Linked DNA regions of Homo sapiens: region 1 is linked to region 2. A link is a loop called in an ENCODE intact Hi-C map of the cell type or tissue named here. Cell type or tissue: GM12878. All regions are shown on one strand. Each heading gives the region's core, and the rest is flanking DNA. Links, peaks and the distances in the headings are about the cores only.

What was found. Hi-C counts contacts between places; a loop is a spot of excess contacts. Peaks named below come from ENCODE experiments on the same cell type or tissue, not always from the same donor. Only the 100,000 strongest peaks of a DNase experiment are listed, where the experiment ranks them.
Region 1: a loop joins it to region 2, with 2.5 times the contacts of the local background. A loop is called at or near these places in 13 of 110 quality-filtered maps.

Annotation. Positions count from the first base shown.
Region 1 is chr6:152,974,390-152,976,889 of GRCh38, reverse strand. FBXO5 (F-box protein 5) reads left to right here. Exons shown (of 5, transcript NM_012177.5): 2 at 1,269-1,983. Among named protein-coding and RNA genes, the nearest start is that of FBXO5, 7.4 kb to the left of the region's middle. In GM12878, for the core only: no CTCF peak of the experiment used is centred there; a DNase peak (open chromatin) is centred at 1,424; H3K4me3 peaks cover 2,042 bases.
Region 2 is chr6:153,020,899-153,027,990 of GRCh38, reverse strand. It overlaps RGS17 (regulator of G protein signaling 17), which reads left to right. Exons shown (of 5, transcript NM_012419.5): 3 at 1,448-1,537; 4 at 3,495-3,729. Among named protein-coding and RNA genes, the nearest start is that of MTRF1L, 22 kb to the right of the region's middle. In GM12878, for the core only: a CTCF peak has its summit at 3,384 (motif pointing right); a DNase peak (open chromatin) is centred at 3,400.

The DNA of each region.
Region 1 (2,500 bases), core at 1-2,500, 49 kb after region 2:
CTACAATGCACAGGACAGTCCCTGAGAACAAAGAGGTATTCACTGCAAAATGTCTGTAGCACAGGGATGGTGAAATCTTGCTTTAAAGCTATCTTAAGATGCTGCCTGCTCCATTGTGTCTTAACTGATTTCTTAGATCCCGGGGGTTGGAGCAGGGTGGTAATAAAACCCTGAACAAGTCTTTCCCTTTTTTCTATTTATCATTAATAGCAAGTTTATCTTAAGTTATTTAAAGCAATTGAACAGTAATTTACACCTGCTGCCCTATCACTCATATTCTTAAATCTGGTTAATTGATTAGAGTGTCATTCTTATTTACCAACACTTACTTTTGATTGATAGCAGAACTATTCATACTTACGGTTCTTTGGTAAATTAGTCGTGGAATGTCTTTGTTCAGTGATTAAAGAGCAGTTTCCAGCACATATTAGACAAGGTACAGGGAGATGTCCCGGTACTCGAGTTTACTATCCAGTAAGGTAGACAAACGCTTTGAATATATTAGAAGGTCACCAGGAGCACCCATCAGAATAAAACTTGGAGATAAGAGCTGTGGGAATTCAGGTAGACTTTAATTTATAGATGTTTAAATGTGTTATTAGTTCTTTTCTCCAAGCTACCTATAGATTTCTTGAATAGTTATTTTAAGGCTTGCAATCATTGTTAATAGTGAAATAATACACAAAATTTTTATTATTTTTATCAAGATTATTCCCACCCTTATACCTTGTCCTCCTGTACTAATCTTAACCACTTTTGCTGTCAGTGGCTTGGGTTGTGCTTACGTCAAAGAGAACCATAATGTCATTTCAAGTCCAAGGAATAAACACTGAATCTAAAAGTATTTGTGGTTACTTTAAGGATAACTTTGACCATAGCGCCTACTCTTTTGATACATCACATTTCTTCATTTGTTCCATAAACACAGATGTTTATTATATAGCCCCTTTTTCCACTATTTTTTACTCAATCAGTTATAGACAACAGTCAGGTGTTACAGCCAGGCAGATCCAAAAGCAGTCTGTTCTGAAGTGCCTTCTCAAGAATAATATAATATGTATGTACTTATAAGATTTAAGTAATATTTTCACATATTATTGTCATATCAATAATTAAACTTGAATAACATCACAGCTATGTAAGCAAGTACATGTAGACAATACCTAATGCTGAGAGATTGCAAAGTAATCTTTGTATATCCCAATTTAAGAAGTAGGGATGTGTGGAAATTTTGCCATTAAGATGTAAATGTTATGTTCTTTTTATAGGTTGTAAAGAAGAAAGTTCTACCCTTTCTGTCAAAATGAAGTGTGATTTTAATTGTAACCATGTTCATTCCGGACTTAAACTGGTAAAACCTGATGACATTGGAAGACTAGTTTCCTACACCCCTGCATATTTGGAAGGTTCCTGTAAAGACTGCATTAAAGACTATGAAAGGCTGTCATGTATTGGGTCACCGATTGTGAGCCCTAGGATTGTACAACTTGAAACTGAAAGCAAGCGCTTGCATAACAAGGAAAATCAACATGTGCAACAGACACTTAATAGTACAAATGAAATAGAAGCACTAGAGACCAGTAGACTTTATGAAGACAGTGGCTATTCCTCATTTTCTCTACAAAGTGGCCTCAGTGAACATGAAGAAGGTAGCCTCCTGGAGGAGAATTTCGGTGACAGTCTACAATCCTGCCTGCTACAAATACAAAGCCCAGACCAATATCCCAACAAAAACTTGCTGCCAGTTCTTCATTTTGAAAAAGTGGTTTGTTCAACATTAAAAAAGAATGCAAAACGAAATCCTAAAGTAGATCGGGAGATGCTGAAGGAAATTATAGCCAGAGGAAATTTTAGACTGCAGAATATAATTGGCAGAAAAATGGGCCTAGAATGTGTAGATATTCTCAGCGAACTCTTTCGAAGGGGACTCAGACATGTCTTAGCAACTATTTTAGCACAACTCAGTGACATGGACTTAATCAAGTAAGTACTGTTTTGAATATACATATTAGCATAATACACTGAACATTGCTGTTAGTGGCTCAGTACCACCAGCTCATGCAAAGGCTGTTGTACAGGTTGAGTGTCCCTCATCTGAAATGCTTAGTACCAGAAGGATTTCAGATGTTTTTCAAATTTTGGAATATTTGTATTATACCCTACAGGTTAAACAGTTGAACATCCCTAATCCAAAATCCGCAAGTGCTCCAATGTGCATTTCCTTTGAGCATCATGTCAGCATTCAAAAGTTTTCAGATTTTTGGATTAGAGATGCTCAACCTGTTGTAGATAACCTTACAATGTTGTTTAATTGCGGTAATGACTTGCTGGTGTTTTGCTACCTATGTGCCACTAAGATGAAAGAAAACTTGAATTATGCATTTAACCTAGTCATTTCAAATTTTATATTCATGCTATTACAAAACTATTTCTGTTGGATTAGGATCCTTGTTCCTTTTAGTTTTGAAATTTCTAATATGTAAGTTACATCTTTGGGGCT
Region 2 (7,092 bases), core at 2,294-4,793:
GTCCTCACGCTTGCACTTGAGAATGAAAGAAGGAATTAAGGAGACATTGTCTTGGTTTCTCTTATCAGACTTTCCAGATTGAGAATAACTGCTTGTTGGGCACCTCTTCCTAAACACTTTCTTTCCATACCAACGATGTTTAGTGACCCTTCTTTGCATTCACATAGTAAGTGGTCTATGACCTCAGTGTCTATCAGCAGCCATGGTTCATAGCAGGCACTCAGAAATACAGGGTTGTTGAACAGGGTAGGCTTCCAATTCCAACTATAGCACCTATTTAGTGTTCGGTTTTGGGCCAGCCTCCCAGACGGGTCTGCACCTCACTTTGCTCATCTGTAAAATGGGGATAATAATATTAATGGTAAAAGAATGGTGCCCAGCACATAACAGGCACTAGAAAATCATCATTTCCATTGCTTCTTATTTTGAGTAAGTAAGTGAAAGAAGGAACAAATGAGAGATGTTATCTGAACTTCTTGTGCTCTCTGCCAGGCTCTTAAGCTCCTCGGCTTCTAGACAGAGGGATCAGTTGGCTAATTTGGGAGCTCAAATTTTCCCGAGCCACTGAGTTATTCTCCCTACCCTGCTTCTTAGTATCTCCCATGACCTCACCTGTTGTTTCTAGTCCACACCGAGAGTTTTCGGTGTTTTGCCCTAAAGCACTGCTCAGCTTTAGGGAGCAATTGTCATTGGACAATTCTTATTCTTATTCTTGTTCTGGGCTACTAAAACCTTCGGCATTATCCTCTGTCCTCTATGATGCTGTAGAATTCCCAAACCTATGCTACACAGACACACACCCCTCCCACCCAATGCTCACCTGTTCCAAATGCTCAGTTACTGGTCTGTCCCTTTCAAGACCTTGGACATTGATTTACTGGGGTGAAAGGGCAAAAACAAAGTCAAATATAAATCCGGTAGCTTGATTTTAGCAATTGAAGGAATGATATTATCGGTAACAATGTAAATTTAGCAAAATCTGTATTAGATTCTGACACATTGTATCTTATTAGCTCTCAATCGGGGAAAATTAATGGAAAACAGACTATGAATAGAATTAACCAAAAATCAAAATGACATTTTGTTTAAAGAGTAAGGTAATCATATGTGTGTGTGTGTATATACATATATATATAATATTAAGGCATTTAATCATATATCTCAGAAATATTCAGTAATTCAGATTATGTAAGGATGAAGTCAGAATATTTAACAATATCCACTTTTGGGAGTCTGATTTACTATATAATTTTATTTAAAAATTATTCTCTTCCCTTTGACATGGGCTTGCCCATCATTTAAAAATGGTATTGCTCTTTTATACTTTAAATATTCTCACATAGTTGAATATAAGATCTCCTGTGAAATGTTTCCCCAGAAAAATTTATTCTTTTCTTCAACTGATTGAATTTCCCTTGACAAAATTAAATGTTCTGTTACATTACAGCCTCACTGTGAGGAATGAAGAAAGAGGGGAAAATGCGGGAAGACCCACACACACTACAAAAATGGAGAGTATCCAGGTCCTAGAGGAATGGTGAGTGTGAGAACCACATAGCTATTGTTTCTTGCATTTATATGCCATTTACATCAACTGCGTGCCTCAGTATTACCCCTTGCTTCATGGTACTCTTCAAAATGATTTTGGGAAGTGAATGCAAATTCAATCTGGAAGATCTTATTTTGTCATTGCTGTTGCTTTTCAGCAATTTTTCTATTAGCTATGTTAAGTTATTGGCTAAAACATGATCTAAATTTACTTTTCTCTTTAAAAAAAATAAAGATTGTCTTATGAATTAGCACCCAAAATTGCCCTAATTCATTACTTCTCATTTCTGAGAATTCAAGTTTTTCTCTTTATAAGAGAAGTGTCTAAACACACACACAAATGATATGGAATGTCCAAGTGAGTGAGGAAGGGCACCCAGCGACTCCTGGTTCCTTTTCTACCAGAGCAGACTCTCCCCACGTGCTGCCTCCCAAACGAGAGGTACCTATGGACTAAAATCAAAATACAAATAGTCCAGTCATATAATTGTAAGTGCTTTCTTTTTCTGCTTTTTATGAGAAGGTTTTAATGATGCTTCATGGTCATTTTTAAGCTTTTTAAAATTAAAAATTGTTTTAAGTGAATGAGGAAGTGCAGAGATTATGGAATAGTAACAATCTATTTGAAATACCTGGTTAAAAAGGTAAATACATATATATTTACCTTTATATATGTATTTACCTTTTTATGTGTATATGTATTTACCATATATATGTTTATATATATGTTTATATATATATGTTTTTATATATATGTTTATATATATGTTTATATATATATGTTTTTATATATATATGTTTATATATATATATAAACATACTTCTTTGGCCAAATGTCTTTTAGATTGGAAAATTATTAAGTAAATCATTGAATAGGAAAGGAAGATCAGAATCATTTTAACCATAAGACTCTCCAAGTTTCTGTCTTCTACTTCTTTAATGTATAAGCAAGTGGATTAATTACTAGTGGTTTTTGCAGTCACCTAGTCACTAAAAGATCTGTATATAGTTTTAAATTCCCCAATGTCAGTGTCATTATAGAAGCACTCTGCTTCCAATTATGATAACTCCATTCATGACTAACAATTCGTACATTAACTTTTCGTAGGAAAAAAACCTTTTTTTTTTTTAGAGGCAGGATCTCATTTTGTTGCCTAGCCAGGAGTGCAATGGGATGGTAATAGCTCACTGTAACCTGAAGCTCCTGTCTCAAGTGATTCTCCTGCCTCAACTCCCAAATAGCTGGGACTACAGGCACATGCCAGCACACCCAGCTAATTTTTTAATTTTTTTTTTGCAGAGACAGGATCTTGCTATGTTTCCCAGGCTGACCTCAAACTCCTGGACTCAAGAGATCCTCCCACCTCAGCCTCCCAAAGCACTGGGATTATAGGCATGAACCACCATGCCCAACAGAAAAATTATTAAAGTTTAGGAAAATATGTGACAAGTGCACACAGTGTATTCTTATTTTAAATCAAGTGACAGATGAAAAAAATGGCCACCAGAGATGAGAAAAAAAAACTGTATCTTATGGCTGGAAAATTGAAATCCTGATTAGAGGCAAAGAAAAAATTCATGTTGTCCTTAGTCACTTACAGACAGTTTCTATCAACTTGCAACACATTGTTAAAGTTTGAACATTTCCAAGCTTCATTAGGAATGTACGATGACTGCATGCATATTATGTTTAGGCCCCTTGCTGTTTGAATGCTTGTCTCCCTACATGTCTCTTATGCCTGTGTGAATTTTTGTCAAAACCCTGAAATAACTGACGTAGTCCTGACAGATACTTATTTGGCACATCAGGCTGGACTGAGTGGCAAAATACTGACCACTAGATGGCAGCAAATTGATAGAATTTCTATCTGCTCCTCTCCTTACCTGGTCTAGCATTCACTGGTCACAAAGTTCCCTTTGATCACGGCCCCGTTCTGTCTCTGCAGCCAAAACCCCACTGCAGAGGAAGTCTTGTCCTGGTCTCAAAATTTTGACAAGATGATGAAGGCCCCAGCAGGAAGAAACCTTTTCAGAGAGTTCCTCCGAACAGAATACAGTGAAGAGAACCTACTTTTCTGGCTTGCTTGTGAAGACTTAAAGAAGGAGCAGAACAAAAAAGTAATTGAAGAAAAGGCTAGGATGATATATGAAGATTACATTTCTATACTATCACCAAAAGAGGTAAAAATCTGGAAAACATTGAGGTGGGCTTCCTAAGACCAAGGATAACCGTCAAGGGATGGCTGTCCACATTGGGTAGGGCATGGGGTGTGGAGAGGGTAGAAGATTTCACTGGGTAGATAATTCAGCTTCTGTTGGGAGAATTTCCTTGAACACATGTTTGAAGGCTAGGTTTCCCTACTATGCTTTGACTGTTTATCTCTAGCTGACTTGTGTGGTAGTTCACTTGCTTTTCAGAACTAACACTAAGGAGCCTGCTTAAACACAATTTGCTGTGACAAACGAAAATGGAAAGAGAGAATGTATTTTAGGGTGGTATTTCGCAAAGCATGACCCCTAGATCATGTGAATGAGAATCACCTGGAGCATTTGTTTAAAAAACAAATTCTTAAGGCCTAACCAGGACTTCTGAATCTGAATTTTTGGAAATAGGACCCAGAAATCTGCACTTTTAACAAGTTTTCCACATACATACTAGTTGGAAAACCTCTGGTATAGGTACTCAAAAAAAAGAAATCTGACATGTTTGTTGATGTTTATGATTGACTCTTTACAGAAATGAAAAATGATCCTTGACCACTAATATTCTTAGGTGGGAAATGGAAATTATATTACTTATTCTAGGTTTTCTGTTATTGAAAGTGCAAGTGTCTTTCCCATTGCCAAAATGTACCTAATCAATAAGCAATACTTCTAGCAACCAAATAGCACTTTTCCATTGACTGTTTAAAACTTAATTTGTTCTTGAGAAATGTTCCAGCTAACAGAGTTAAAAGCATTTGGTGAAAGAGTGGTTAATAATGTGGCCAGGCCCTTGGAGCCCTGTGTGATGGAGCTCCAGAGGGCTTCAAAGCACTTAGAGAACATAGAGGTTCCTAGAATGTCTTCTCTTTTCCATCCCAGCCTCTTTTTGTCTTTTTTGTTTCTCCTAAACAACTGTGATTTTTACCTTTGCATTTAAATGGCATGCCCCTCTCTTGTGCACCTGAACATTTATGGGCTACAGTCATCTGTTCCTCCTCCAATACCTGGCATGGTCCCAGGCTGCCTTACACTCCTTGCTTTGAGATCTATAAAAGGAATTAGTGTCTATTTTATTAACCTCTAAGTTTGGAATGCTACATAAACGATTTCACTTCTAATAAGATATACAGTACCTAAGTTATATAGTTTTTTTTAATTAGTTAGGTTAAAATGCCATTGGTATTCCAGAGTGCTCCAGGACTATTGTCTCTACAAAATGAGAAACCTTCTAGAATTAGACGCACAAAGGATTGATTTATTTTTTTATTTCCTACATGAACATGAAAAATGTATTCATAAAAGCAAGGTGGGGAGAATTTAATAAATGTAATACAGTGTGACATCAGTAATAAATATGTAGCCTCAACACATTTGTTACTGATGTCACACTGTATTTCTAACACCGGTATAATTCTGCATCTTAAAACTGCATTCTTCAGGCTTTTAGCCTGCCTCGAATTTTAGTATCTAAACAACTCTACTTGTATTTTATCAGTATAATAATTTTATGCTAATTTTTATTATTTTAAAGTTATTGCACATAGCAAATAAACCAGATGATCCAAATGTGCCCAAATATGTGCTTCTTTTGCCTGTAATTATACAAAATGAGAGTCCTTGGGAAGATTATCAAGCCCATTTCTGCCCCCAAAGTATGTAAGATGTGACATCTTAAAGTGATAGTTGTCTAGATTACTTAGTCCATTCCTTTGTGCTATATTTGTAGCATCTTAAAATGATGACTGTTCCATTCTTTTTCAGTGTTAGGAGAAAAAATATTCTCCATACTATGTCCCTTATTTTTACAGTTTCTGTTCTTTAATGTTTAGTTTTTTATGTAAAACATTTTCTTATTATCCACACAGCCCCTGATTTTCTGATGTCACTGATTGATGGAGCTTTGTAGAATACTTAATTTTTTCTTTTTGAGGCATGTTTAGAGTTACAATAGTGATTATTTAAATATAAACTAGTGAGTTTCCATTCTTTTTGCTAAAGTAATAGAGGTTTGTTTTCATCTAATTTTTTTTGAGACGGAGTCTCACTGTGCCACCCAGGCTGTAGTGCAGTGGCACGATCTTAGCTCACTGCAACCTCCACCTCCTGGGTTCAAGCGAATCTCCTGCCTCAGCCGCCCAAGTAGCTGGGATTACAGGCACCCGCCAACACGCCGGGCTAATTACTGTATTTTTAGTGGTGACAGGGTTTCACCATGTTGGCCAGGCTGCCCTCGAAGTCCTGACCTCAAGTGACCTGCCTGCCTCAGCCTCCCAAAGTGCTGGGATTACGGGTGTGAGCCACTGCGCCTGGCCGTTTTCACCTAATTTCTTTCTTTTGAACACAAGTTTCACCAGAAAGTCACTAAAATCTCATTTCCTGATCAAGAACATGACCTTTCCAGAATGACATACACTAATGTTTAGTGTCGTAACCATATTTACTCTCTCCTTTATGTTTCCTAATACCCATATTTTGGCCATTACCCGTTCTTTAATATCCTCAAAATATCACAAAGAAACAGAGACAGAGGTGAAATTCAACTTGTTCTAATTTTGCCGACTTGTAATTAACTCTTGGTATAGAAATTAATAGACCATTGAAGTGCCATTGTTTAGCCAGCTGATTTCTATCCTGTCAACAGAGTAATTAAATTTAATCATTGTTTAATGGCAAAAACAAACAAGCAAAAGTAGATATTTTCAGTTATAAAAGATAATTGTTAAAAAGCTATGTTTTAAACCAAGGTATCCTGTTCATTGACTCGACTCATTGATATACTCAGCGCATGGCATGCACTTTCCGGCTATTCCGAAGCCAGTTCAATCTATTATGTACCTCACTGAACTTCCTGTGCAAAAAGTCATCCATTTCTAATCAGCCACAATACATTACTGACTTACATCAAGTTACCACTCTTCAGATTTTGTTTTCTAACATTGGAGAGAGCACATGTCAGATTGAGAGAGTCCTGATTATACCGGAATTAGAGCACTGGACTAATATTCAGGTGCACAGGATTTTAATCCTGCCTTTGCTACATCCCAGTTGTGTGGCCTGGGATAAATCACTTTACCCCTCTGAGTCTCAACATTCAGTTCATTTGTTTACAAAAATAACAATAAAAATAAGCACAGAAACTAATAAACCAAATGCATAATGGCAACTGTAAGGCTATGAAGCTATTGAAAAGGTCTGTTAGGCCGTTCTGGGCTTTCTATCTCTGAAATTCTATACATGTTTCTATTTATTCAGAGTATTTGTGCTACTACTTCATCCTCTCTACCTAATGGCATAGCTTATCCATCATGGTCCTCCTTACTGCTGTCCCCACACTGAACC